2 separate regions of the Mus musculus genome follow, and region 2 is linked to region 1. A link is a loop called in an ENCODE intact Hi-C map of the cell type or tissue named here. Cell type or tissue: gastrocnemius. All regions are shown on one strand. Each heading gives the region's core, and the rest is flanking DNA. Links, peaks and the distances in the headings are about the cores only. Region 1 overlaps Chd2 (chromodomain helicase DNA binding protein 2). Region 2 overlaps Chd2 (chromodomain helicase DNA binding protein 2).

Region 1 (15,330 bases), core at 4,274-12,273:
GCGTGGTGCTAAGAGAAGGAGCTGAGAGCTACATCCTGAACCTCAACCAGAGGCTGGGGGAGAGGAGAGGGAGAGGGAGAGACTAGGCCTGGTAGGGGCTTTTGAAACTTCAGAGCCCACACCCTGTGACATACCTCCCCCAATAAGATCGCACCTCCTAATCTTTCTGTTCCTATCAGAGATTCCACTCTCTGGTGACTTAAGCATCCAAATATGTGAGCCTATGTGGGCCATTATTATTCAGACCACCATAGTAGTTGCTCCTCTTAAGTAAGCAGTTACAGATTCCAACATAGCTGAATCATGACAAATGGCAGTTGGTAATTCTCTTTGTTTTAGAGAATGAAAGAAATTTGTAGAAACTGGTTAACAGGGAACTCAAGACTTACATTATAATGCGGTTCAGTTAGTTGGAGGGCCTTTAGAGGCTGAGTGTAGCCATTGGCTTGCCAGCTTGTAATCCAGTTTGCAGAAAGTGGAAGTGCCTTGTCACTCAGTGACAAGTCTGATTTTAGTCTTATTGTTCTGAGAGTAATATGTGACAATGCCTCCAGAAGGGCCCCCAGTGGCTATAAGGACCAACATAGATTTGAACTCAAGTACATGAATTCAGGTACTGACAGCCTCATCAGTACTAGTTGACACGTAGTAGGGCAGGTGTAATGTTTCTTTGGTCCTTGGTTTTTTTTTCTGTTTGTGGAGTAGAAACAGTAATGCTGTTGTTTTAGGGGCGTGGGGTGGGTGGTTCTTGGGATCTAACTCAGGGCCTCATGCATCCTGTACAAGTGTATTTACTGAGCTGAACTCCATCTGGTCAGTGCTTTTGAGAGTTACTTTGAGAATTGGATCAGAGAGTGTAACAGTGTCTGCCTGTACAAATCTAGTGGACTGAGAGTTCTACAAGTTCTGCAGTGCTGGTAGGCTCTTAATGGAAATGACTGAAGTCACTGATGAGCCCTGGTCCAATGCTGCTTTCTTTAGAAACAAACTAGGAAGCCAAGATTGAGAAATGTGCGGTTTTCTGCTTCCTAGGATGATGGTCTAGAAAAAAGTCCAACGAAAAAAAAGCAGAAGAAGAAAGAGAACAAGGAGAACAAAGAGAAACCAGTGAGCTCTCGGAAGGACAGGGAAGGAGACAAAGAGAGGAAGAAGTCCAAAGACAAGAAAGAGAAGGTACTCAGCATACAAGATTTCATATAACATGAAGTATAACCCCTGGGAGAACTGTCTTTGAGTGTATCTAGGAAGGAAGGTTGGTCTGCGTAAGGGATGCCTGCACCCTTCTCACAGGAAAGGGAGCTAGGCAGTCTTGAGCTGTTGTAATGTAGAAGACCTTTATTTGGTCTGCCATTACACATTTGGGCAGAAGTGTATGAGATGAGATGGGATAAGTGAGAGAGAATCATGTACAGCTTCTTAGACTATGACAGAAGAAAACTGTCTACATATACTGCAGACCTGAGGAGTTGAGGGTTCCAACCAGATACCACATATCAGCAGCAGACACTGGAGTAGAAGACCTGGGTAAAGGCCTTCATGTTGGGAGTTTCAGGAAGTCATTCCAAACCATAGAATTGATATGGTTTCATTACTAGGTAGATGTGAAGAGAGTTGTTTGTAATGAGCCCTTAGCATTGCTTCAAGCAAATCACAGCTATAACTCTGCCATCTACTGACACCTTCACTGTTTTTTACGATTTTAATTAAGTTTTATGTGTATGGATGTTTTGCTTGCATATATTTATATATTACATGTGTGTCTGGTTCCCAAAGAAGCCAGAAGAGGGCATTGACTCCTGGAACTGAAGCTACAGGTGCTTGTGAGCCACCATGAGGGTTCTGGGACTGGACCTCTGGGCCTTAAGAAGAGTGGGCAGTGTTCATAATCCACGAGTCACCTTTCTAGCACTCGCCATCTTACCTTTTTGACGTTAACTTTTGTAAATTTCCCCTTGGAATATGACTATAAATATAAAATACTGCTTAGCTCAGACCATTGGGTAGCCTCTTCTCTCCACACAAGAGTATATTTATTGCACTACCTTACCACTGAAGAACAGGTGCTAAAGTAGTTCTTATTAGATAATTTGGCTGTTGTGTAGTAGAAGCTATTTAGGTCTCATACTAAAATTACTTTCTAGTTTTTCATGTTAAAAACTATGCTGTGGTTAAAAGCATTTTCTGCTCTTGCACAGAACATGGATTCAGTTCCCAGCTCCCATGTGGTGGCTTGCACCCATCTGTAGTAACTCCAGTTCTCGGGGATGTAATGTCCTCTTCTCACCTTGTGGACACTGGACACATGGACTACACATGAATTAAGGGCACAGCTACACAAATACAAGAATAATGCTAAGGCTTTGCAATAAGAGTAAGCTGTGCTGGGTAAAGGGGATGAAGTCTTTTGCATCAGTGTTCCTACAAAATAATGTTTCCTTTTGTTTTGTTTTTGTTTTTGTTCTCAGTTTGGTTTGGTTTTGTTGAGTTATTTTTGAGACAGGGTTTCACTATATAACCCTCCTGACCTGGAACTCACAAAGATCCTCATGCCTCTGATTTCTTTGTGTTGAGGTTAAATATGCTTGGCAGTTTCACGTTTTTTCATGTTTACTTCAGCTGGCTTTTCCCCTTTCGGGCACTGCTGCATCTCCCCTTGTCCAGTTCCTCTTCCTGTTCCCACTCCTCAGAATGCCTACTGTAAAGTTGATGTGAGACCATGCTGTTGTGCTTTTGTGAGTTTTATTTAAAAATATTTTTATGTTTTCTTTGTGTGCACATGTCTGCCTGACTATATTCAGGTGAACCACATGCAGGCAGGAGCTTACAGAGGTGTCAGATTCCCTGGGCATTTCTGAGCCTCCATGAAGGTCCTGGAAACCATGCCAGGATCCTCTTTGTAAGATCAAGCATTGTTAACTCTAGGACTATCTTTCCAGACACACCTCCTCCATGCTTTTTTAAAATTTGTATTTAATCTGTATCAAATTTTCCTAAATAATCTGTGTGTGTCCCTCTGAAGGCTTTGAATCTACATTATTTTGGTCTCCATGCTTGTTTCTCTTGGCTTCTGTCAGTTACAGTTAATATGCATTCCTGGACCAGACTGTAGCTGTTAATAAAGCTTGCTGCATGGTAATTAGGAGTTCTGTTTAAATCCTTAGTTTCTTCATGAAATTTCTGTAAATTATATTGATAAACTCAAAGCTGTAGTTGAGTACCTTTAGACAGAAATGGGAATACTTAGAATTTAGGTATTAATCTTTTAAGTTTGTGTGAATTGAGGTCATCATTTCCCTGCTCTAGCAAAGCACTGGTCTTGCAGAGGACCCAGGTTCAGTTCGCAGCACCCACCCACGTTCTGATTCACAGTGTTTATGACTCCAGTTTCTGGAGATCTGGCACCCTCTATGGCCTTTTCATGTTCATGCACAGATGTGGAGCACATAAACCCATACAGATACACACACAGTCATATAAAACAGTACCACCACCACCGTCACCAAATAAAACAAACAAACAGAACTCTGCCTAGATTTTAAGATTATTTAGTGATCATGACTCTTTGTAACTCTTTGAAAAGGTCAAAGGTGGTGATGGCAAGTCTTCAAGTAAATCAAAGCGATCTCAGGGTCCTGTGCACATTACAGCAGGAAGTGAGCCTGTTCCCATCGGGGAGGATGAAGACGATGATCTGGACCAGGAAACCTTCAGCATTGTAAGTCTTGAAACGGAGGATGCTGATGCTTGGACACAATGCTCGCTGTGCTCTGTCTTCCCAGGTGCAGCCACAGAGCTTCAGTTAGGGTAAACGCTGCTGTGTTGCTTTGCAAGCATGTCCTTGTTATGTTTACAGATTGTAGGCTGAACCAGTAGGGTGTCTTATATTTCTGTTTTTGAGAGTATGTGTGGGCCTGCATGAGTTTATGTGTACCACACACTTGCAGAGTTTAGAGGGGTTCTCTGTGGCACTTGGGAAATAGAAATGTGCCAGTCAGGAAACAACATTTGGAGACCCTGTCTTAAAGAAGAAATTTCTTATTCTTCTATTGTTTATAGTGAAAGTAGGATCCATGACCAAGCTGACTAGATAGCTAACTCCCTGAATCATGTTGATGCCCCTGTGATAGATAGGGTATAGAGGCGAGAGAGGAGTCCCTGGAGATCCAGCAAGAAGGGAATCTGATCTGGTGAGGCAGGTCCAGGGAGTAATGTTTGAAGTGGGTTCTGAAGGAAGCATATGGGAATGGGAGAAGAAAGGGACATGCATGCCAGAGTGGCAGGGGCTCTTATGATGTATGAGGTGGTGACTGTGGCCCTGTGGCTAGAGTGGTGGCTTAAGACGCGCCAACTGTTGAGGAGAAGGGCTTTGGCTAAGGTGGTAAAGCTCTAGACCGTACCTGCTTCCACGCTATGAAGCTGAGAGTTGGACCAGGACACACTCACTTCTGGGAGCCTGGGAAGGGGCTGCCAGCCTTTATCCATTCCACAACTCTATTCTCTTTCCAAACCTTACAAGTCATGGCTCACTTCAGCAACTCTTTCAGGCTAAAGAAAAAGCTGTCGTTTTTTGCAACGGGAAATGTCTTTGTCTTGGGCTGACAATAGAAGGGAGAATATTGACCCAATTCTGTGATGTTCTGTGTTTGGCCTTTCTCTGTAGACCCTAAAACCTATTTGCATATGCCTATGGTTTTCTTTCTTTGCAATGAAGACAGTTTTCTTATATTCTGTGAGCATTATGTTCACCTAGGTACTAGAAACATGAATGAATGAATGAATTGGATAATGAATACATTCATTATTCCCTGTTCTTCCTTATTGCGCTGTTTAGAAATAAAGCAATATCTGATGCTTCTGTGGTGCCACTTTCCGGTTTTTTTGTGTTAATATGTTTTGAACCAAGGGTCTTGTTCATACTAGCCACATATGTGACTAAGTCTGGTGGTACATGCTTGTCACCTGACCACTGTGGACACAGAGGCAGGAAGATCACAAACTCGAGGCCAGTCTGGGCCACATAGCAAGATCAGACTAGCTTGAGCTGCAGGGTAATTTATATGTTCTGTAGAAATCGTTGGTACATTTTTTATTCCCACTCACTGAAACAGTGTTTCCTAATTTGTAGTGTCTCTTTATTCCATTATAAAAACTGAAGTTAACTACTGAAAATGCCCATGAGTTTCTAGCTGAGGAGACTACCACAGAGTATATAGTAGTTTTGTTGTTTCATTATTAAGAAACTTTATGATCGCGGTTTTCAGGTTAACCCTATAGTACTGTTTACATTTGACCTTCTTCGTGGCCACAGCTCTCTTGCAGATGGGGAAAGAACATTCAGAGAGGCTAAGTCAGGTATCAAAGGTCCTCATCTAATCCCGGATATGGTGACGGCACTTACACCTCGGAATTCTGTGTCTCTGCACTTGTCCCATTCCACGGGTGTTCCCACTCCTCTCATAGTGACACGCAGCATGAGGGTGGGTGTCTTTCCTGGACCTCAGTGTGTGGACCTGTTAAGCATTCTTTGACATGACTCATGCTCTTTTGGCTTGTTGCAGTGTAAGGAGAGGATGAGGCCTGTGAAGAAGGCACTGAAACAGTTGGACAAACCTGACAAAGGGCTCAGTGTGCAAGAACAGCTGGAACACACCAGGAACTGCCTGCTCAAAATTGGAGACCGCATAGCCGAGTGCCTTAAAGCTTACTCAGACCAGGAGCACATCAAATTGTGGAGGAGGTAACCCACTCTGGCCTTGATTCTGCCCAGTTTGATTTGACAATGTGCGAGTGTGCTCTGTTTTTAAAAATAGATTGCATGGTTACTTACTCTTTTGCCAACGGGATTCATTTGTTGACAGTATAACCTTAGGCCTCAGCTTCCTTTTCATGAAATAAGCCACTTTGTAAAGTCCAGCCTTTTCTTTTGATGTACCATTAATGTGGTTTATATGAGGATGATGATAATAGTAATAATAATAGCAATAGTAATAATAGTGGTAATAATATAATAATAACAACAACAACAGTAACGGGCTTTCTGGCTTGTTGTCAGAATATTTGCTTTAAACCCATAAGACACAAACCAGAATAATACTTTCCTCATCTCAGGTTAGTGTTATTAAGTCTACTATAAGAAATGGGCTGGCTCCATAACTATCTTAGTTACTGTTTTGTCACTGTGATACAATACCAGGGCCACCATCAAGCTAGGGAGGAATGTGTTTATTTCAGCTTATGACTCTTAGGTCACCTTTCACTGCTGAAAGGTGAGGCCGAAAGCAGAGCAGGAGCCTGGAGACAGGAACTGAAGCAGAGACTTCGGAGCAGTGCTGCTCACTGGTTTGCCCCTTGTGGCTTGCTCACCCAGAACCACATGCTGAGAAATGGCACCACTCAGTGGGCTGGGCCCTCCCAAATCAGTCATCTACCAAGGAAAAGCATAACAGTCCAATCTGGTCAGGACTTTCTCATTCATGTTCTCTTTTCCCAACCTGACACAAAAAAAAGAGCTAAAACAGGTCTAACACGTAAAGCGAAGCAAAGGTTATAAGCACATGAACTTGAGTTCTCCATTTTCATCTCCCTAATAAAAAAACTCTAGTAGTAACTGAAATTAATGCAAGACATTATGACTTGCATGTTAATTTATAAACAGGTTGCCTATCCCTTATCAGAGATGCTTAGAATCAGAAGGATTTTAGATTTTAAAATATTCATAAACATAGGTAATGACATGTCTTTAAATGGGAAGCAAATCAAATATAAACTTCCTCTTTGTTTCATATATACTCACTGTCCCTAGCCTGCAGGTGTTCTTGTATGGAGCATTTAGTGTATCTGCATTTTGACTGTGACCCATCACGTGAGGATAAGGGTGTCATTTTCCTCCTGAAGGATCAGTGTCATGATTTTCAGAACATGGACATCTCCCGTAGTTACTCAGAGCAAATGGCAACCCTGGAAAGCAACTGTGATAATCGTCAAGATGGGAGGTGCAGCCACCCAAACTGTTGAGACAGGAGGCCTGTAGTTTGACTTAGGGTCAGATTGGCCAGCCTAGTGAGACTCGAGGGACGTGGCTTTGTAGCTTGTACAAAGCCCTGGCCTTAGTTCCCAGTACTAGAGGAAATGTTGAAAAAGTAATGTTAAGTGTATTTCCATAAACTGTATTTACCTTTAGCCCATGTGCTTCGTGGTTAATGCATCTCTGGCTTAGTGGATGGCTCTTGAGTGAAACATCGGTTTTCAGAAATTTCGTCATGATGCTAGTGATAGCATGCCACACTTCCTGAGTACAAAATATAGTTTTCAACAGTCATTTCTTCCTGCTTAACACTGTTTACATTTCCCCACTTTACTTAGCATATAACGCTTTCTTTCTAACAGATTAAAGGATGGTAGCAGGTCATCTTTGGCTTTCTGCTATGCTCTTGGTTCTGTTGGTGTTTAAAACCTGGTCACCAGCACGTTTTTATTAAAACGTCCTTGATTTTTAAAAGTTCAAAAATAATACAAGGTATGACTTCCATAGAAACTAACCATCTAAAAATAGGTATAGAAGCAGTTTTAGAAGTTGTATGAAGGAACTGCCTACAGGGATGGCGAGACAGTCCATCCATAAAAGCAAATGCCATTCTTCCAGAGAACCCAGGTTCAATCCCTTCGTTATGGCTCATAACCATGTATAACTTCAGACCTCCTTCTAGCCTCTACATGCACCAGGCACACATATGGCACACAACACATTCAGACCATACACCCTTGCACATCTGCACAAGGATGGCCAGGGAGGCTGGGGACCTTGAACTGTGAGAGTAGATGAGCTAAGTGGAAATGGTGAAACGAACACAGCCAAGGCTTTAGCAGAGGCTTGAAAGTGAACAGCCAGGGCACTGGGAATGTGTAGGGTCTGTTGTAATTTGCCAAGAAGCCTGTGGCTCTTTATAAGAGAGGCCTTAGTAAGCTAAGTGGCTCTCTACCTGACATAGTATGTTGACTGTTTGGTGGCCCAGCCCAGCACAGCATAGAGAAAGTGCTCACTGGAAAGCTTGGATAAAGAGCACTGTTGGTAACTTACTGTCACTTCCAGCGTCTCTGTAATTACCCTCTTTGTGCCATTCCTATGTATGCTATACAGCAATGCCTCGCTAGGGCCTTCAGCAGTCTCTTAGAGATGACAGGCCTTAGTGGCAATGAGTCCCGGGATTGTAGTATGCTCTTGTGGACCCAGCTTAGTGCAAGGACTTGGATAACCTTTTACATCAAAATTTAGTAGTTTGCCATCTATAAAATCACTTTTTAGCTAGGCAAGATGGAACATACATTAAAAATTCCAGCACTTGGTAGGCAGAGGCAGGCAGATCTCTTGAGTTCTCTTGAGGAGAGCCAAGACTACACAGAAAAACCCTGTCTCAAAAAAAGAAAAGAAAAGAAAAGAAAAGAAAAGAAAAGAAAAGAAAAGAGAGAAGTACCAGAACAAAACAACAACAAAATCAGTTTTTACATTGTTTAATTTACCAATACTATTTTTCTTTTAGGAACCTATGGATTTTTGTTTCCAAGTTTACAGAATTTGATGCACGAAAACTACATAAGTTATATAAGATGGCTCATAAGAAAAGATCTCAAGAAGAGGAGGTAAAAACGCAAATGTAGTCCTAATTTATACAACTATTGCAAGTCAGTTCCACAGGAAACCCCTTAGGTTTTGTTTTTCTCTGGGGAGGTAATGATCAATCCGTGGGGTTGTTGGTGCCCTATAGGCCATTGACTCTTTGCCTGTGTTTTACATGGATTTGGTACAGCCTAAGCAAGGTGACAAAAACCAGCGCAGGTCACAGAGTGTGTGACCTATGGTCCAGACATAATGTCATAGACTGTGATTTTTCATTATACTAGGTAATTTCATTAGTTCCTAACATACTCCCATGAGTAGGCAGACAGTAAAACTTTTGTTTATTAGGTAAGATAACCAATGCATTAGAGCCAAATAGGGTTTTAAATCCTGACAAGGATCTGTTAACCTGTGATCTCATGACCTGGATGCTTGTTTTCTAGACCCTTCCTTCTTATGTATATCCTTTTTTTTTAGCTTGTAATGTGGCTTGTCATAAGTCCCATTCTTGTGTGGGCCCATGTACTTGGCATCCATCCAGCTCCTCACACAGAAGATTCCAAATTGCTCACTTAAAGGAGTAGACAGTTTGCAGTGCCCAGTAGTTGTTGCCCTTTTGTATAAGTACGTATGTATTGTATGGGGATGGCCATAAGGGTGACTTGGCTTCTGCTGTAGCATTACTTCTCACGCAGGCAAGCTCTCCTGTAGATCTGCTACCGTCCCACATGGGCCATGTCCAAATCAGCCACTGAGGAGCAATTGTGGACATTATTCCACATTCACAAATGTGTCAGGCCCACGAACACAGAGACTCTCTGTCTCTCATGTATTGCTGTGCCTTCAGCATCTGTAGTCATGCTAGGGCCAGCATGGGCACTTAGAAATAGTTGTAATGTGAACTTGCTGGGTTATTGACCTGAGAATTATGCCCTCAAGCAGCTCATCTTTCAACTTTACACTGACGAATATGATATAGTGAGAATAGGCACAATACAGTGTGTCTTAGTGAAACTCTAGTCAAAGTTTTTATATTTGTCTATTCATTTTGTGAGTGAGAGAAAGAAAGACAGTTCATGGGAGTACAAGTATGAGCGCTTATCCAAGGACAGCTTGCAGTCGTCTGTTCTTCCTTCTCCTTCCACATACTCTGTGTATCCGGGCTTAGACTCAGGCTGTCAGCATTAGTGTTGAGTGCTTTTACCACTGAGCATCTCACCGGCCTCTATCAGTATAACTTTTCTATGGGTGGGAGCATAGTTGGGAAAGGCCCTTAGGCAGGAGAGTAAGTTGGGTTGAGGATCTGACAGTGAGCACACGGTGGCAAACTTCACAGCAGTTGATGAGGTTGAGGGACACACGGATGTCGAGTGAGTCATCTTCTTTCTCTGATAGTTGTCTTAGCTATGGTTGCTAGTGCTGGGATGAAACAGCATGAGCAAAGGTGAGGAAAGAAGTCAGCACAGGAACTCAAACATGGCAGGACCTGGAGGCAGGAGGCGGGGCCATGGAGGGTGCTGCCTGTTGCCTTGCTCCCCTTGGCTTACTTTTTTATAGAATTCAGGACTACCTGCCCAGGGATGGCTGCACCTACAATGGGCTGGGCCCTGCCCCATGAGTCAGTAATTAAGAAACTGCCTTACAGGCTTGCCTACAGCTAAGTCTTAAGGAGCCCAGCCTCAATGGAGGCTCCTTCTCTCAGATGACCTCAGCATGTATCAAGTGGACATAATCTAGCCAGCACAGTTGCTTTCACAGTTTGTCAGCAGAGTAGAACGCGTGCTTCTCCTTCCAAGAGTTTAGTTTAAGGCTAACCAAAGGCTAAAACATGCTTACAGTGGGCATGGCTGCTGGCCAATAATCATGGGACGGTACAGCCATGAATTTCTTACTCAAGCATCAAATGAAATATGGAGAAGATATTTTCATAATGTGCCAAATAAAGAAAAGACAGAAACAAATAAAGTGTTTTTTTCTGTTCTTTATACGCAAAAGGTTTAGATATAGAGCAAATAATTTAATAGTCCTTCCCCTCCTGGTCAGATTTTAACTCTTCCCATTTGACAGCTGGGAGTTCTTTAGCCTAGTTAGCCTTGGAAACCTAGTAAGCAGGATTTTGTGTGGCTGTGGCAGTCTTCTGAGAGTGCTGACTACCTGGCTGTGTGCACAGGGACAGGCTGTATACAGTGACACCTAGCTGTCCTCCATGTGTTCTCACAAGTAGAGGTTGGTTTTCCTGCAATGAACTAGTAGGTCAAAGTCCGCAGACTGCCAGCTCCTGTTAGGTGATTGCCGCTGTGGAAGCCCATGGGAGTTGACAAACAGTTTTGGCAAGAATTTACTAAAAGGCAGTTCAAAGGTAGAGAGGAGCAAGATGGACCTGTTCAGGAGGTGACCTTTATTCTGATCTCAGAACTTAAGCCTGGGTTCTAAGCTCTTCGTTTTTTTACTCTTCCAGGAACAAAAGAAGAAAGATGATTCGCTTGGTGGTAAGAAACCATTTCGACCAGAGGCCTCGGGCTCAAGCCGGGATTCTCTGATATCTCAGTCCCATACCTCACACAACCTTCATCCTCAGAAGCCTCATTTGCCTGCCTCCCATGGCCCACAAATGCATGGACATCCAAGAGATAACTACAGTCACCCCAACAAGAGACACTTTAGTAACGCAGGTAGGCCACTAGGTAGCTTTTTCGGAGGTGTCACAACCCTCAGTCACCTTGTTTTCGAAGGACATTTGTACTTTTACCAAGACCTTATTGTCTGTTCTTGGTTGAAATAAAACATGAAATAAAGATCTAGAAGGTTAAGGGCCAGCTCTAAATTAAGGGACCACAGGTACCATAAACAAACAAAAGGTAATGGGCAGACTTAGGGAGCAACTTACTTCTGTGTGTAAGGTAGGCATTCAGACTGCTAATACTTAGTTGGTGACAAGAAGATAACCAAATAGAAAAATGAACAGTGGATGGTTGGCAGTGAAGAAGCAGTGTGTGACAGAGACCTTTCAGAGACTGTAATCTGATAAAGGGTTAGTGTGGAAAGTAGAAGGGACTGGTTAAGAAGTGGCCAAAGGGTTTAAAGAGACATTTCTCAAAAGCTGCTCATGAGAACTCTGAAACACCCTAACTCAATGGTCCTCAACCTGTGGGTTCAGACCCCTTTCACAGGGCCACATAGAAGATAGAGAGAGTTATATTATGAGTCACGACAGTAGAGAATTACAGTTATGAAGTATCAATGAAATAATTGTATGGTTGGGGGAGTCACTACAACATGAGGAAGTGTATTAAAAGGTCACAGCATTAGGAAAGTTGAGAAGCACTGCCCTAAGTTAAGTTATAGTCCAGACAGGGAGGCACAGAGGTAAACGGATATGATTTTAGCTCACAGCTTCCCGCTAAGTCAGCAGAGAAGCCTGTACCCTTCTTTGCTGTGTGCTGAGGACTGATTACCTGTAGGGCCATACGGTCCTTTGCTTTTGGAACTATCTCAGCAGGACGTACCGGAACTTCGTTTATGGACTGTTTTATTCTTTTTCAGGAACTGATGTGAGTTTGTTGCAAACAATTTATGCTTTAGCTTCCCCTAATTTCACTCTACTAGGTCCTAGCCTTGTATGCAGTGGACATTTTCCCAGCTGCTGTGCTGGTGGTGGCCCAGGGACTTAACCTGTTGCCTTTGACCTTTAGATTAGCACCTGTACCTCAGTAGTCATTTATCTCAGAGACCAGTTAGTCTCAAGTTTTAATAAAGGTGTACAAACAGCCAGCTGGTGTGTAGAAAAGCACGCAGCATTGTGGACCGCAGTGAGACACCACTTGACACCTGAGAATAGCTATTATCAAAGCAGCACAGGGCTCCCAGGATGTGGAGGTGAAGGCATGCGTTTGTTGCCAGTGTCCATTGATGAACACAGCCGTGTAGAAAGCGTGAGTAGAGGTTCCTAAAGCATTAACAGAGAACTCCATCCGACCCAGCAGACCCAGTACTGAGTGCATCTCAGGCTGAAGGGCTGGCGGGACTTTTGGGTTTACTATTGGTGAATACTTACTTAAAAGAGTCAGCATATGGGATTAACCTAAGTGAGGGATTGGCAGGCACCCATTAGAAGTGAGCCTGTCACTTGTGGCCATGTGGATCAACCCAGAGGTTTTATGATTAAGAGCTGTAAGCTGGTGCAGAATGATGATACTACGTGGTTCTTCCATATGCAGAATTTAACGAGTTGAGTTTAGAGGATCAGAGAGGAGAACAGTGGTTATCCAGGGCTGGGAAGCTGGGAAGAAGAGGTGGAGGAAATGCTGGTTAAAGGATAGTTTAGTTAGGAGAACAATGTTCAAGAGATGAACTGTACAGAATGGTGACTAGTTGACAATATATCCTTTAGAATCATTGGGAGGTTTTAAATATTAACACAGTTAGTGATTGTATAGTTAACATGTATTTTAAGACATGCATAAAATGAGTATCTTTGGGTTTTATTGCTTTGAAGAGACACCAAGGCAACTCTTATCAAGGAAAACATTGAATTGGAGCTGGCTGACAGTTCAGAAGTTTAGTCCATAACGTCGTGGTGGGAAGCATGGCGGCGTGCAGGCACACATGGTGTTGGAGGGGCTGAGGGTTCTAGCCCTTGATCAATAGGCAGCAGAAGGGGACTGTGTGTGTTTCACACTGAGTGTAGCTTAAACACGTAAGACCTCAAAGTCCCACCTCCACAGTGTCCTGCTTCCTATAACAAGGCCAAACCTCCTCTGATAAGGCCACAACTCCTAATAGCACCATTCCCCATCGGCCAAGCGTTCAGACACACGAGGCTATGGGGACCAAACCTCATCAAACCACCACAATACGTACATGTAGTTTCTATTTAATTTTAAATATAAATTTTGAAACAAAGCTTAAAAAGGGAAAAGAAAAGTAGGTTGAATTACATTTGTTTAGAAAAATATAGAGACAGCCAGACAAGGTGGTACACCCCTTTAATCAAAGCACTTGGGAGGCAGAAACAGGCAGATCTCTTGTGTCTTTGAGGCCAGCTTGCCTTATATAGTGAGTTCCAGAACAGCCAGAAATAGAGAAACTATGTCCCGATAAAAGAAACGAAATATACAGAGATAAAATTCAAGGTGTGTGGTGGTATCTGCAACCCCAGAACTAGAGAGGCTGAAGCAGGAGAGGACTGAGTTCAGGGTCCTGCAGCCTATGTAAGATTTCCTCGAACCTCATTACAGCTATGTAGATTAAGGATTAGGGAATCCATGGAACATTCCTATAAAAGAGGAAAGTAAAACTGCCCATATAACAACATTCCCCACCCCCAGCAGAAAGTTAAAAAAATTTTTTTCCGGGGCTAGAGAGATGGCTCAGCAGTTAGCACTGACTGCTCTTCTGAAGGTCCTGAGTTCAAATCCCAGCAACCACATGGTGGCTCACAACCATCTGTAATGAGATCTGATGCCGTCTTCTGGGGTGTCTGAAGACAGCTACAGTGTTCTTATGTATAATAAATAAATCTTTAAAAAAAATTTTCCCACTTATTCAGGTCAGCAATAATTAAAAGGAGAAATGCACACTAGTTATTAAGGATAGGAATTGTTCTAGTCTGTTTTGCAAAATAACTTGAAATGAGTAAATATATCGTCCCCTGACTAGGAGAGTGGTTACATGAGTATTAGTCCATCTTCACCCAATATCATCAGTTATTACAGAGAATTGGCCAAACCAGCCATTGTACACTTGCTGTTATTATCAGCACTTGGGAGGCTGAGGCAGGAGGATTACATGTTTGAGGCTACATAGCAAAGTGTTATCTCAAAAAGTACTCCCACATTTTCCTGAAAGTTTTATTCAGTAAAAATGTTTGGGGCTGGAGAGATGGCTCAAGGGTTAAGAGTACTGGCTGCTCTTCACAGGACCTTGGTTCAGTTCCCAGCACCCACACAACCATGTGGAACTCCAGTTCTAGAGAACCTGACTCCTGTAGGCTTCTGTAGGCACTGCATGCATGCGGTACACGAGACATGCATCCTGGCAAAACACTCAGATGGAAAAGAAAAATAAAGTTGGGGAAAATAAGTCAAAGTGGGGAATAATAAGAACCAAGCAATCATCAACTCCATGCCTGTCTTTAACTGACTGAGACGCAGCTCATACAGCATTGGAAGGTGAGCCAGTCAGTGGGGCTGGGGACGGTCAGTGTCCTGCATAGCGACTTGTGCCTCCGTGCCTCCTTCCATTTAGTCTCTGTCTCCTCAAATGAAATTCTATACCATTCCCCATCCTTGTCGCTTTCATAGCTATCTGCATTTTACCTCTGAAAATTAATATACTCTGACTACTTCATGTAAATGGAACATATAGTATGTTACCGTTTATGACTGGCTTAGCAAAATGTTTTCAAAGTTCATTCTAATTGCAGTGTGTGCGAGTCAGTACTTAATTCCTTTTTTATGGAAGGTTATTTTTTTCACTCAATGGATAGACCACGTTTTGTTCATTTATCAATGGACATTTCATTTCTCCTCTTATTTTTCTGTTGAGAATAGTACTAATATAAATCTATCCAAATATTTCCTGGAGTGCCTTTTTGTAACTGTTCTAGCTAGGCATCTAGGATAGATTGCTGGTTATATGGTAACCGTCTGTCTGATTTCTGATTAGCCAAGGACCTGTCTCCCTTATGATACTGAAGCACATGTAAAACAGAAGGT
Region 2 (15,330 bases), core at 4,908-12,907, 51 kb before region 1:
CCTTCCTTGTATTTATTGTTCATGTGTTGTAAAGGTTTTTTGTTTGTTTGTTTACCTTCTTTTTACGTTTTTGATGTAGTTCAGGCTAGTCTGGAACTATGTCGTCAAGGCTATCCTGAATTTTACTGTGTAGCTTAGATCAGCCTCAGGCTGTTTCTCTGACTTCATTTCTGGGATCATCATGGCCAAATACATTTTATATTTATAATTCATAGATGTGACTGAAAATCCTCCACTTTTTGAGTTCATTTAAATTAAATTCATTTTCTTGTTATTGCATGATTGAAACATTTGATCTTCAGGAATATTTTCTTTTTGTCTGAAATAATAGCAATTTTCCTTTCGTTACGAATTTTCTTTTTTGTCATAATTTATATAATAATTATTCAATACTAAGTAAAGCTTATTTTTGTAGTTTCCTGTATCCTGCTTATACATATAGTGTGAGCTACTCTTGAGTTTATCTGTGGGCATGCGTCAGAGCTTGAAATGGGGTACAAGTAGGCCTTGAGTCTACTGACTCAAATCTGTAAATAACTGTTGGAGTCAATGTGTGGTTCCTATTTGAGTGCTACTCTGTAGAGATGCTTAGCTCTGAAGGTGCAGTCTCTTACTCATGCAGCGTTATTTCTCACACAGTTACAAAGAAGATGATGACTTTGAGACTGATTCAGATGATCTCATTGAGATGACTGGAGAAGGAGGTGATGAACAGCAAGATAATAGTGAAACTATTGAAAAGGTCTTAGATTCAAGACTGGGAAAGAAAGGAGGTTTGTGTCTTTGGGGAGCAAATTACTCACTTTGGATTTTTGAGACAGGGTCTCTGGTAGCCTTGGCTGGCCTCTAACTTGATATATAGACAAGGATAACCTTGAACTCCTAATCTTCCTGTCTCTACCTCCCAAGTTCTGGGATTTCAGTTGTGCACCACCATTTTCAGTATATGTGGTGCTGAGGAGTTGAATCAGGCCTTGGTGATGCTTGCCAAGCACTGGACCAACTGGCTGCATCTGGAGCCCACAAATTTTTGTATGCAATTTATATATGCATATATGTACATATATTCAAAAATCCAATGTTTTACATATTCTTTAATGTGATAAATATAGTCCACACTAGTATTTTGAATTGTAGAAATTGTCCTGACTTATTTCAGAGATAAAGACAAAATAATGTTTTTTTTTTAAATTTAATCTAGTTAGATAGTACATAATGTAGTGATGAAATCATAGGTACTTACTCATTAACACAGAGCAAATCTGTGTTTAGTTAGCTGTTTTTGAGTCGCCTTGTAAAAATACCAGACTCATCACAGACATATTTGGGTCATAGTGAGTTTTTTAAAGAATCCATTTGAGGTATTTCTTAAGTTGTTGTAAAATATCCTTTTCATGGGAAGGCTGGGAATATAGGACAGTGACAGACAGCACTTGCCTAGCTCCAGCCCTCACTGCAAAGATAAAACCAAGCATAACGGTCCTTTTTCTGCCCCAATCCTTTTTTTTTTTTTTTTTTTTTTGAAATTCAGCCTTGACTATGTGTAGTGTTAACTAGGAACCTGGTGCCCTGCCCGACTAGCCATTTCCCAGTTCCCAGTTAGGTTATTTGAGGGTAAGACAGTCAACAGCTTTGGGAGGAAAGGACAGGGCATTTTGATTTCTTTCTCTATTCTTGGAGGAAGAGATTTGCTTTTTGAGGCAGTCAAGACTAAAACGAAAAGGGTGCTGCTGCTGTTTCATTGTTTGGTGTTTGGACAGCTGACTAGTGTGGTACCACTTGCAAGTTTGCACATGTTTTAAGGTAAATATCTTGAGGATATTTGAAAGGACTGAGCCCATCCTGTGTTGTAACTGACTTATTTTACTAAGTGTAATTATACAGTAAGTGACTGCTTACTGTAAGGCAAGACTTTTGCTTTATTGAAGAAGAGACTCTTCCTGGCAGTTGAATAATTGGGAATCTTTCATTGCCTGGTTTCTTACATTTTCTTTAAAGCTGACCTGAATCCTTTTGCAGCCACTGGAGCGTCTACCACTGTGTATGCTGTTGAAGCTAATGGAGATCCTAGCGATGACTTTGACACGGAGAGGGAGGAAGGTGAAGTCCAGTACCTTATCAAGTGGAAGGGCTGGTCTTATATTCACAGCACATGGGAGAGTGAAGACTCCTTACAGCAACAGAAAGTGAAGGGCCTAAAGAAACTGGAGAATTTCAAGAAGAAAGAGGATGAGGTCAAGCAATGGTATGTTGCCTGCTACAGAGTGAAGTGGTTTCCAATCGCAGGGAAGGGAGCTTTGAAGAGTGTGGAGAACACAGCTCTCTAAGATTTCAGATTTTGCCTTAATCAGTCTGATCAAGGATCACTGAGTAGTCTATGGTTCTGTTTTTTTTTTTTGTTTGTTTGTTTGTTTTGCTTTTTCGAGACAGGGTTTCTCTTTTAATCCTGGCTGTCCTGGACAACTCACTTTGTAGACCAGGCAGGACTCGAACTCAGAAATCCGCCTGCCTCTGCCTCCCAAGTGCTGGGATTAAAGGTGTGTGCCACCACGCCTGGCTGGTTCTTTTTCTAAATGGAGATGTCTTCATATGTTGCTACTAAATTTTCAGATTTAATGAGACTAGCTAGCTTACTGAACCTTTGCTGTCTTTTCTTTGTTCAGTATGTTTGATCTTGACAGTAAGATTTTGAGTTTCTTTTTCCTTTTCTTTCTTTTTCTCTTTCTCTTTCTCTTTCCTTTTTACCTGATTTGTAGATGGGCAAGGTGAGGCAGAGAGTAACGTAAGTGAATCAATGACTTGAATTTAGAGAGACGTATGCAGAGCCAATGTCAAGAACATTTTGTTATTTTCTTTGGTTAGTCTGGGGTGACTTCTGTGAAATTTAATAATCTAGAACCCTCTGAATTATGCTTAAAATTATTCTTGGTTTTAATACAATTTGCAGAAATGTTTTTGTTGGTTTTTAAACCACAGACCTGTTACTAGAAAAGATTACCAAAGAGACAGACACATGGACTCATATAATTTTACATTTGTACTTAGGACATTTTCTCCCATACATATGTGTAGATCTCCAAGTTCTAACTGGTATATGCTATTTTGGTCTTCTGTCTAGGCTAGGGAAAGTTTCTCCTGAAGATGTTGAATATTTCAGTTGCCAACAGGAGCTGGCATCAGAGTTGAATAAGCAGTATCAGATAGTAGAGAGAGTAATAGGTAAGTCCATGAAAACTCTTTAGTCCTCTGTAAACTTGGAGACATGACCTTTGGCTTTAGGATAATATAAATGTACAAAATGAGTTTTGCAGTTTTACTTTTTGAGACTAAACAAAGGCCTATATTTATTTTGAAGGGAGAGCTAATAATTATTGCTTGTAGGTTTGGGTATGGGGGATGAGAGGAGACAGGAATGTCAAGGATATTGGTTCCAAGGTTTCCTATGAGAATGAGTCTCATTCCCTGAAATGAAAGGATCAAGGGAAGAACTGACGTTTAGAGTTGAAATCAAATGCTTAGGTTGGTAACTTCATTGTCATCTAAGAGACAAGCATTATTTGAGGGCTGCAACATTTGTTCAGCTGTAGTCTCCAGGTCTGAGTATTATTGCAGTAGAAGTAGGTGATTGACATGGAATACTAGTCTTGGATTTTATTCTTGAATTTCGGAGTGGGGCTAGCTGGTATCAGTGAAATTGTCTGAGGAAATAACTGTTGGCAGAACAGGTCTGATTGAGGTGGCCTCAGGAGAGAGTTAGAGGGGTTCTGCCTTTTATTTGAAAGGTAACAGAGTAGTAGAATGGGGTCCAGCAGCCAGTGTAGGTAGGCTTCTTTGTGAACACAAGACGAATGAGCACATACTTGCAAGAAAATCTTTCAGATTACCTTTTTACATGTATGGGTGTTTTGCCTTCATGTATATCTATGCTGAGTGTGCATACTTTGTTCATGAGGAGGCTCGAGGAGGGCTTCAAATCCCCTGGTACTAGAGTAACAAAGCTATGAGCTGCCAGATGGGTGGGTGTGGGAATTGAACCTGGGTCTTTTAGGAAAGCAGCTTTAGTGCTCTTATTAGCCTTTGACCATCTCTCTAGCCCTTTGCTTGAACAGTCTGCTTCTTTGCCTTTTTTGGCATGTTTTTAATAGTCTGTCTTATTTTGTGTTTGCTCAGCTGTGAAGACAAGTAAATCTACACTGGGCCAAACAGATTTCCCAGGTGAGCAGCAGATCTTACCTTTAGTAAATGTTCAAAATGAGCAGCTTGTGTCTTACAGATTATTTGTAGTTTTGTCACATGATATTCATTAGTTATACATTAAAGACGAAAATCACTTCCTACTTCAAATTTGACATTGTTTGATAATTTTTTATTCATGATATAGCTCACAGTCGGAAGCCAGCACCTTCAAATGAGCCTGAGTATCTGTGCAAGTGGATGGGACTACCCTACTCAGAGTGCAGCTGGGAAGATGAAGCCTTGATTGGAAAGAAATTCCAGAATTGTATCGACAGCTTCCACAGTCGAAACAACTCCAAAACCATTCCCACAAGAGAATGCAAGGTTTGCCAATTGTTGAGTTTTGTAATTTTATTTTTTTTATATTTTTATTTATTTATTTCCTGTTTGTTTTGAGACAGGATCTCTCTATGATGTTGCTCTGGTGTCTTGGAATTCACTATATAGGCCAAGTTGTCCTCAAACTCATGGAGATCCATTTATTTCTGCATCTCCAGTCCTGGAATTAAAGGCATGCACCACCACCCCCAGCCTACTTTTGTATTGGTTTTTGTGGAAAGGTGTGGTAACCAAAGGGTTAGTTGGGCACATATGTAGAAGCAAAAATCAATGATGATTTTTGATACAATGATACAATAAGAATCAATGATGATTTAAAAGTTACATTAAATATAAATAATTACAGCGTGGGCTGTTGAATTTGCTCAGAAACTAGAGTAAACCTGCATGTGTGTAGCCCTTGGATTTGGTGGCTTAGCACCAGACAAGACTGAGCATCACTGGGCATGCCTGTAATCTCAGGTCTTGGAGGTGGAGGCAGAGGAATCAGAAATTCATGGTCGTCCTGGCCATGGAGTGAATTCAAGGCTGTTTTACTCATGACTTATCTCAAAGGAAAAAGAAAGAAAGTGAATGGGGAGGATGAGAGGTTGAAGAGGGGCCTCAGAGATTAGGAACACTCACTGCTCTTGGAGAAGACCTGGGTTCATTGACAGCACCCAGGTTGTGGTTTACAGCTGTGACTCCTGTTCCCAGAGACTCAGTGCCATCTTCTGACCTGAAGGATCCTGTATGCATGTGGTCTACTTCAGGACACTCAGACACAGACAGACACAGATAAACACACACTTTTTTTTAAAACAAGGATCAGTTATATGATGACTTTGCTGATTTATATAATTTAATACTTTATAATTAGCTATATTGTGAGAAATATTTGAAAGTAGATAATTTAGGCAGGAAAGATGTCTCTGATTTTAATTTAGAAACTGAATAAACAGGCTTTTTCTTGTTAGATTGATTGAACAAGTCTTTTCTTCTCATTGGAATTTGCTGAGGTCTGGAAATATGCTTGATTCCTTGGACTTTATCTTAGAGAAATTGAAGTTTAATAACTTCAAACTCCCTCTTGTCTGTGAAAGCCAGCATGTGATTGTTGGTCACGAATGTGGTGGAGAGGCCAAGTTCAGAATAGAACAGAGGTGGAGGTCATGGCTCCAGTGGGCAATGGGAGAGGTTTCCTGAGGAAAAAAGCCAGTGCTTACATTTCCTCTGTCCCTTGGGAAGTGTAGTGGTGTTTAGTAACATATGAGAGAGTGTCCTGGGGCCTGGGCTGTAGGCTTTGTAGGTAAGGATGGTTGTTGCTCTTCCAGAAGACTCGGTTTCCAGTGCCCACACAGCAGCTCAACAATTGTCTAGTTCCAGGGTCCAGTCCCAGGGCACCCAACACTGACCACATCAGGTACTAACACATGTGGTGCCCATATATACATGCAGGCAAATACTCATACACTTAATAAGACTTCCAGAGTGCTACTGTATCGTTTAGAAAAGGTGACATCAAGGTAACGCTGAGTGTCACATGGTATCACTGGATGAGAAAATTAAGAGCTGATTAGTGTTTACAGAGTTATGTCAGAAAAAGAATAATTTACTTAAAAAAACTTAATTTTAGGATGAACTCTGGGAACAGAATAGGAAGGGGTGAGTTGGGGTGGCAATTCATACCTGAAATATGGCTAATGTTGTACTTTAAGGTCAAGGAAAAATGTTGTAAGACTTAGGTTTGTCCATTTTTGTTTCTCAGGCTCTAAAGCAAAGGCCGAGATTTGTGGCTTTGAAGAAGCAGCCAGCTTATTTAGGAGGGGAGAGTCTGGAGCTCCGAGACTATCAGCTGGAGGGCCTCAACTGGCTGGCTCACTCCTGGTGCAAGTAGGTAGAACATACGCTTAGACTTTCTCTGTGGGTTTGCCTTATTAGTATCCTTAGAGCTAAGGGTTGGACCAGTTAGCCTTTGAGGATTTTAAGTGATTCAAGGTAGGCGTGATTCCTCTGTCATTCTGTGATGTGTCATGTGAGAGCCTCCTTCACTGCTAAGGGCACAGTTTTAAAAACATTTTTAACTTAAGTATATGGTTATTTTCCTGTATGTCTGTGCACCACTTGTGTACTCTGTACCTACAGATGCCAGAAGAGGGCATTGGTATCCTGGACCTGCTTGAGAGCTGCCCTGTGGGTACTGGGAACTGAGCTCAGGTCCTCAGGAAGAGCAGCGAGTGCTATTACTCACTGAGTGCTCGCTCCAGACCAACCCCTTCTTTGTGTCTTTACTGTTTTTTTTTTTAAATTAGGTATTTTCCTCAATACATTTCCAATGCTATCCCAAAAGTCCCCCATACCCCCCCCCCCCACTCCCCTACCCACCCACTCCCCTTTTTTGGCCCTGTGGCGTTCCCCTGTACTGGGGCATATAAAGTTTGCAAGTCCAATGGGCCTCTCTTTCCAGTGATGGCCGACTAGGCCATCTTTTGATACATATGCAGCTAGAGTCAACAGCTCTGGGGTACTGGTTAGTTCATAATGTTGTTCCACCTATAGGGTTGCAGATCCCTTTAGCTCCTTGGGTACTTTCTCTAGCTCCTCCATTGGGGGCCCTGTGATCCATCCAATAGCTGACTGTGAGCATCCACTTCTGTGTTTGCTAGGCCCCAGCATAGTCTCACAAGAGACAGACAGCTCTATCTGGGTCCTTTCAGCAAAATCTTGTTAGTGTATGCAATGGTGTCAGCGTTTGGAGGCTGATTATGGGATGGATCCCTGGATATGGCAATCACTAGATGGTCCATCCTTTCATCACAGCTCCAAATTTTGTCTCTGTAACTCCTTCCATGGGTGTTTTGTTCCCAATTTTAAGAAGGGGCAAAGTGTCCACACTTTTTGGTCTTCATTCTTCTTGAGTTTCATGCGTTTAGCAAATTGTATCTTATATCTTGGGTATCCTAAGTTTCTGGACTAATATCCACTTATCAGTGAGTACATATTGTGTTCGTTCCTTTGTGATTGGGTTACCTCACTCAGGATGATGCCCTCCAGCTCCATCCATTTGCCTAGGAATTTCATAAATTCATTCTTTTTAATAGCTGAGTAGTACTCCATTGTGTAAATGTACCACATTTGTGTCTTTACTTTTTATATTAATATAGATATCGATGGTTATTTCAGAATTAAATTATAGCTTGAAAAATAAAATACTCAAGTTTATCCTCAGGTTTAGGAAGATGGTCTCTAGTTATAAACGTATTTACACTAACTCTTACCAAGTGAGCACCTTCACGACTTGTCTTTTCAATTGAATGCAGTATTTAAGCCTGAAGAAACAATGTTGGAGTTTGACTGAGAAAAATGATTTTCATTAATGCTACCCGTTCTCGTGTAGGCAGAGTGAAATGTGGTGGGAGACATGTAGACAAGTAAACAGATATAAAAGTAGATGGAGACTTGGGAAAAAGGGCTTGGGTTGGTGGAGCAGGTATGAGATAAAAGGAAAATGGGGAGATTGATCAAAGAATGTTATGTGTATGAAATTGTAAAGCAAGTAATTTTTTTTGTTTTGTTTTTAAAAAAAAAAACAACTTTTTTGTCAGAAGATAGTGAGTCCTACTTTTTCTAAAGGATCAGTAAGAACTTAGATGTCACTAAAGAGGTCGTATGAGCCAGCACTTGTATTGTATGCTTGATGCTGCTCAGAATGAGACCGTGAGCTTTGTTCAGAGTTGCACAATGTTTGCTATATAGTCATTAGTGTGGGATTGATTGATTGATTGATTTTGACATAGTCTCTTGATGTAGTTCTGGCTTTCCCTAGGACTCGGCATGCTGACCAAACTGGCCTTTAACTAAAAGAGATCTGTTGTGATCTTGGCAAATTAAATGCTTTGTTTTTCTAGCCAGTATTACTAGCTAATACTATTTCTTTTTTTTTTTTTTAAAGATTTATTTATTTATTTTATGTAAGTACACTGTAGCTGTCTTCAGATACACCAGAAGAGGGCGTCAGATCTCATTACAGATGGTTGTGAGCCACCATGTGGTTGCTGGGAATTGAACTCAGGACCTTTGGAAGAGCAGTCAGTGCTCTTAACCACTGAGCCATCTCTCCAGCCCCCGCTAATACTATTTCTAGTATTAAATATTTTAATGCTCTGGTTCACTAGTGAAGCACATATTCATGCAAACCAGTTCATTAGGCGCAGAAACTTTTGGTTGAAATACAGTCCCAGTAGCTTGAGTATAGCTGCGAGCCGGAAGGGGTGGCTTGCTTGTGGGTAGTACTGTCTCTCCAGGCACAGGAACAAGAGTACAAACACCTTCAGGTCTGTGTGCTTTAAGCCTCCCTTGGTAAGGATTACCAACCAGCCACAGCTCCTGCAGAGAGTCTAGCTGCCAGCACTGGCCTTCCCTTGGCTTTGTCTTGTGCTTCTTCTACTTGTAAGCAGGTAGACTGATGTTTGTGTACCTCCAGAGACAGTAAGCAACCACAGTTAAATCCTGCAGATGTTTCTGAGATAAACAGCCAGAAAAGGTGGGAAAGAAGGGTAGACCCACCAAGAGCCTTCCTAAGCTAGGCTGGGCCAAGTCCTCCAAGAGGGACTTAGGCTTTGAAAGCAGGAAGGAGAGCTGGTGTCTGCAGGGAAATAGGAAGAGCCCCTGCCAAAGAGAGCCAGCCACTGAAGGGTTAAGCTGAATAGATGACACTGGGGTTAGGCCATCTATATATTCTAGCTTGAGAAGAACCCGGATGAGCTGCGGTACCCAGGAGAAACACAAAGTCATAAACACCCAACAAGTATCAGAGTTGTGAGGGTTCTTGAAGGGTTCTTTAGCCATCTCTCCAGCCTGTAATAGTGTTTACAGTGTATGTCATACTAGATCTCTAATTTCCTGCCATATAGGCTACTTTCTGTTTCCCAAATATACTTTTCTAACTGTGGAACTGTGTTCATTTTCTTCATTTGTCTTTCTTTTTATATTTTTACAACAGAAAAAAAAAAAGAAAGAAAGAGAGAGAGAGAGAGAGAGAGAGAGAGAGAGAAAGAAAGAGAGAGAGAGAAAGAGAGAGAGAAAGAAAGGAAAGTGGAGTTACAGCTTCTTTTCTAGTCCTGGCCCATGAGCACTTGCATCAGTCTTCCAAGGTGCTTGTTCAGTGTTCAGAATCCTCTACTACTACTAGCTCTTTAAGGCAGAGGCAGGAGGATTGCAGATCCCAGATCAACCTGGACTACACAGAGAGAATCTACTTCATAGAAAACAAAACAAAAAATGAAAAACCAAAACAATCCCCTTAGAATCCTACAGTCTTTCTTGAATATTCTCATTCAGTTGCAATGAGGCCAGGAATTGTCAACTGTGTCTTATTTAAAACAGTTCCTCTTTGCCTAAAATATACAAGGCCTTGGGCACTGTCTCTAGCACTACACACAATACAAAAACCTATCCCTTTATACCTGCATCAAGTAGGTCTATAAAATAGTAGATGTTGTATTGATGAGTCAAGTGGAATGCAGTAGGATGGAGAAGGTAATTTGAGCAGAGGCACAGGACTGTTGGTATAGTGTTCAACAGCAAGGCTGATAGCCAATTTACTCCTTTGTATATGAATGAACCCAAGGCTACATGCCGTATGCTTCCATGATAAAGCTTGGCTTCTCTGTTAGAGGGATAGCCTAGTGAAGACTATGTAATTCAGAGCCTTGGGTCTAAGATGGGAACCTTACATGTCATCTAAATATTGGATGCACTTACAGATAAGTGTCTGGTTGTTATTTCTGTCTTCTGCTTTCTTCCATATTTAGGATTCATGTGTCACTGAAGATGAGGAGAAATTCATTGAAAGGACAAACTGATGCTTTCCTTTGTGATTATTGTGAACTGTGTATTTTGCACATAGTGTTTTTGTCAATATCTAATTGCTTCGTTTGTATTGTTTTCTTCATGCAGAAGTAACAGTGTAATCCTTGCTGATGAAATGGGCCTAGGAAAGACCATCCAGACCATATCGTTTCTCTCCTACCTGTTCCACCAGCACCAGCTCTATGGGCCTTTTCTTATAGTTGTTCCCTTGTCCACCCTTACCTCATGGCAGAGAGAGTTTGAGATCTGGGCACCAGAGATTAATGTCGTGGTTTACATAGGTGACCTGATGAGCAGAAATACGGTGCGTAAAGAAAAAGAGTTGAAGTGGTATGGGAGTTAGAAATGTAGTTTGGAGATTGAGTCTGTTTTATAGATGCATCAGTAAACTCTTTCAAATACTCTACTGTGCTCTTAGTACTCGCAGTTGTGAGTATGCAACTCAGATAGTCTTTAAAACATTGAACAAGCCTTTAATCCCAGCACTTAGGTAGAAGCAGGCGGATTTCTGAGTTCAAGGCCAGCCTGGTCTACAGAGTGAGTTCCAGAGCAGCCAGGGCTACACAGAGAAACCCTGTCTGGAAAAAAACCCCAACCAAACAAACAAAAAAACCAAACCAACAAACACAACATTGACCAAGGAGCATGTTATGTTTTAAGACAGCAGTTGCACTGGAGTCTCTCTTAGCTGGATTATAGTGGTTCTCTTCTCTCCAATTTTTTCTTCTCTCTGCCCTCCCTTCTCCACTCCCTACCAGAGTCTTACTATGTAGCTCAGGCAAGCCTCTAACTTGTGGCACTCCTCCTGCCTCAGCCTCCTGAGAGCTATGATCAGTGGCTTGCATCACAGCTAGTTTGGTTTTTATATTTATGGCCGCCCTATAAAGGAGAACTACATTTCTAGGAGTCTTGTTTAGTATCAAACATTGACTTGAGCATCATGAATTTAGCACACAATAAATTTGTCTTTGTTTAGCAAAATATGTTTTTGAGAAATGAATGACTTTTTCAGTACTTACTGTGTGTGAATTCTTGTGTTAGGTACTGTAACCCTTATGATAGTCTTCAAAATTGATAGCAGCTGTCTCCCATGACAATAGCTGTCCAGGGTGTCTGTCTAACCCTTTCGTTTAGATGGAGCCTGAGCTCTTGAGCTATGAGTCTGTCTGGTCCTGGAGCTTTGCTCTTGTGCCCTTCACTTTCACATGGGTTTTGGAGATGCTTGTAGTAAGAGCCGGCCACTGGGAATCTTCAGTGTTTAGGATAAATGCTGCAAACATATTTTCATAGATTCAAACTTGTCTTTGTTAAATGCTGTCATTTAAACAGTCTGATTTGGGTTTGGGTTGTACCTAAGTGATTGACTGTAGCATGCTTAAGGCTCTGGGTTTAAATTGCCAGCTCTGCAAGCAAAACAAAACAAAACAAAACAAAAAATATCTGAATTATAAACTGTACTAGGTTTCCTGGCCCTAATTTTAATTTGGTAGTTATTAAAGGAGAAAGCAAACCAGTATTTTGCTTTGTGGCAGGCACCCACTACTCCTCTTCAGTGGCAGTTAGCTGCAAGTCCTCACTTCCTTTCCCTTTTGTTCCTAAGTCATTAAATCCTAAGAATGGAGAAGATTCATGGTGTTTGCTGAGTTTGATCACAGTTCACTGTGGATTCATTAATTCTCCAGTCTCTTTACATTCCTTACTATTTTCTACTTATTAAATTATATTTTTCACTCTATAAAATTTGTTTTTCTCAGGGGATATAGCTGTTATGATTAATGAAATTTCTGGTCAAACTATTGATTATAATTTGTTACTTCTTAATAAATATCATCATATGCAAAGAATAATGGAAATTTCATTTCCCTAAGTCTGGAAAAGCCGTACTTTATTTAGTTATAAAAGATTTTTTTTCCCTTCTGAGACAAGCTTTCTGTATTTCAAGAAACTCAGAGAAATCAGCCTGCCTCTGCCTCCTAAGTGCTGAGTTTAAAGATGTGTGCCAGCATGCCTGATAAAGTCCACAACTTTAATTGCTGATAAGTTCTGCACACATAGTCAGATCTTAGCAGGAGGGTTTGGTTTATTTGAAATGATAATAAAGTTTTTCCTGCTCAGCGGTCTGTAGTTTGACTCTGACTTTCAATGTTCTAGCTTGGGTTACAGCAAGTCTTCTTAGAGTGCATAGGTTGTTCATGCAATTCTCATGAGACTTGTTTGCTGTTTCTATTGCATTTATTATAAGACTTGTTTCAGACACTTGGAAATAGAAATTGTGTCTTAATTATTGTTTTTCTCTTCTTGTAGATAAGGGAATATGAGTGGATTCATTCTCAAACCAAAAGGTTGAAGTTCAATGCACTTATAACAACATATGAGATCCTCCTAAAAGATAAGGTAATTAGTAATAAAGGTTAAGTCTTGCCCCTGTGTATCCTGTTAAATAGTGGGGCTGTGCATCCCACTTGTCATGCTTTCTTGCTCCGTTTAAAAGGTGAAACAAACAAACTTAAAATGTTCCTCAATTACTAAAATTGTGAAAACCAACCTCACCGTATGGGAGCTTAGGGTGGCTTAATCCAGTTGCAAGGATGCAAGAGGAAAGGGTATCGAGGGTGCACTGAGGTATTCTACAATAATTGGAGAGTTCTTTCTAAAGTTACTAAGTGGTAAATGCTTTTATTCTATATTCAGTGTTGTGTTCTTGTTGTTTCCTGTGTTGCAAGGTTGGGGTGATAAAATAGGCAAGAGAAGAATCTTTTGAAGACAAAGTAACCTAGAGTTTTTGTTTCTGTTTTTGTTCAGCATACCAGTTTCCAGCCTCTTGAAGGGGCTTGTAGTAGTAGATTGTATAAGAGATTCACTTGCAGCTTTAGATGAGCTTGAATTTGGCCATTGATAGAATGAGCAGAAGAGTCCTAATATGTATTAAATATGTGAAGAATAATTGTGTCTACATGTGTACCTTTGTAATGGAATTTGTACAGAAATTACTTAGCTGTGTAAGTACTTCTGGGTGCCCTTCTGACCTGGTGGCTCATCTGTTCTATTTTTCACTTTAGACCGTGCTGGGCAGTATTAACTGGGCCTTCCTGGGAGTAGATGAAGCCCATCGGTTGAAGAATGATGACTCTTTATTGTATAAAACTCTGATTGATTTCAAGTCCAACCATAGGCTACTGATCACGGGCACCCCTCTTCAGAATTCCCTCAAGGAACTTTGGTCCTTGCTGCACTTTATTATGCCGGAGAAGTAAGCTCCTTCCTGTTTGTTTCAAAAGGTGCTAGAATGTCTAATATGCTAGTTCTCCCTCCTGCTTCCCCAACCCCCCTTTTTTGTAGTTTTGAGAAAGGGTCTTACTATGTGATTTTGGCTATCCTGTAATTATGTAGACCAGGGTGGCATCAGTTTTAGAGAGATCTGCCTGCCTTGGCCTCTCAAATCCTAATATTAAACGCTGTACCACCACGCCTGGAAACTTTCTGATGTTCTTAATAGACGTAGCAGAGCTGCTAGCATGGGGAGCATAAAGCATTCATCTGTGGCAGAAGCAGCTCTGTTAAGATCTTGTAGCATAAGGGATAGAAGCTAAGAATGTGCCTGGTAAGGAGGGTTATGTAGTTGCCCACCACAGGTTTGAGTTAGTTAAAGATTTGGGAAATAAGACATGAGAGACAGGTAGGATGGTGACGCTTCTTACAATCAATCCCAGCACTTGGGAAGTTAAAGCAGGAAGGAAGGAAGGAATTCACTACCAGCTATTGAGTGCAAGCCCACTGTTAGCTCCATGTGACTCTCTGCCTCAGAAAGCATAAATCAGAACAAAGTCTCAAAGCCACATGAGTGAAGTATATGACGTATGTAGTCTGACATGCCTTAAACGCAGTCTGTGATAGTAGAAGCATCGGTTTTAGTTCTTACTCAAGCCAAGGTGCCTCTGAAGGTACTCTGGTTTATTTCTGTTAGATAAATTGTATAGGACAGATACATAGTATATATATTCATTTGGCTGACTTAAAATTGTCTAGTGTTGCTCAGTGACAACTTAGGACAAAGTCTAAATTGGTTCGTTTAGTTTGGAAGACTGTAGAGAGCTGGACCCTGGGTCATATTGGCTCATAACTCTTGTCCCACTACGCATTATGGATCAGCTGTCCTTGCCATCTTTCTGTCTCTCACACGCTGAGCCATTCCTGCTCTGTTCATCTGGAATGTTGCTTCTCTCTGTGTTGACCTGGCACTCACCTCTTTTCTTATCTTCCTTCCGACCCCCTTCCTGTTTCGCTGCATTTCCCTGACTTAGGCTTGTGGAAATACTAGGAATCTCACTTGTCTTATTCCTCTGTGATTCTCATTGTCTGGCGTAGTAACTACTACACAGGAAGCAATGTAATTACTGATTGTACAAGTGACATAATTGTAGAATGTTCCATAATTTATTTCATTGTAATGACTAAGGATGTTAAACATCATCTCATTTTTCTTTGGCTATTTGAGCTTCTTTAGTGAAATATTTATTCAAATCTTTTGCTGTTAAGAAAATTAGAGAGGACTGGGCAGGCACACACTTTTAACTCCAGCACTCAGGAGGCAAAGGCAGGGAAATCTCTTGAGTTCAAGGCCAGACTGGTGTACAGAGCAAGTTCTAGGACAACCAAGGCTACCCAGAGAAACCCTGTCTCAAAAATGAAAGAAAAAATGAGACCGGGGCTAGAGAGCTGGTTAAGAGCACTTGCTGTTCTTGCAGGAGACCTGGGTTCAGTTCCCATACTGTCCATAGTGGCCCACAACTGTTTGTAATGCCCAGCCCTAGGGAATATGAAATCCTTTTTAGCTCTGCAGGTACTACAGGTACTTGGTGCAGTAACACACATCCTGACAAAGACACCTAAAATAAAGTTAAATAG

The links. A loop is a pair of places that touch in the nucleus more often than their neighbours do. Peaks named below come from ENCODE experiments on the same cell type or tissue, not always from the same donor. Only the 100,000 strongest peaks of a DNase experiment are listed, where the experiment ranks them.
Region 2: a loop joins it to region 1, with 2.7 times the contacts of the local background. A loop is called at or near these places in 14 of 42 quality-filtered maps.

What each region holds. Positions count from the first base shown.
Region 1 is chr7:73,437,542-73,452,871 of GRCm38, reverse strand. It overlaps Chd2 (chromodomain helicase DNA binding protein 2), which reads left to right. Exons shown (of 39, transcript NM_001081345.2): 33 at 1,033-1,173; 34 at 3,581-3,715; 35 at 5,559-5,737; 36 at 8,538-8,637; 37 at 11,073-11,286. Among named protein-coding and RNA genes, the nearest start is that of A730056A06Rik, 69 kb to the right of the region's middle. In gastrocnemius, for the core only: no CTCF peak of the experiment used is centred there; no DNase peak of the experiment used is centred there; H3K27ac peaks cover 3,346 bases.
Region 2 is chr7:73,488,824-73,504,153 of GRCm38, reverse strand. Chd2 (chromodomain helicase DNA binding protein 2) reads left to right here. Exons shown (of 39, transcript NM_001081345.2): 8 at 640-773; 9 at 2,020-2,245; 10 at 3,119-3,219; 11 at 4,171-4,215; 12 at 4,382-4,560; 13 at 6,323-6,447; 14 at 10,513-10,729; 15 at 12,730-12,819; 16 at 13,485-13,675. Among named protein-coding and RNA genes, the nearest start is that of Chd2, 45 kb to the left of the region's middle. In gastrocnemius, for the core only: no CTCF peak of the experiment used is centred there; no DNase peak of the experiment used is centred there; H3K27ac peaks cover 260 bases.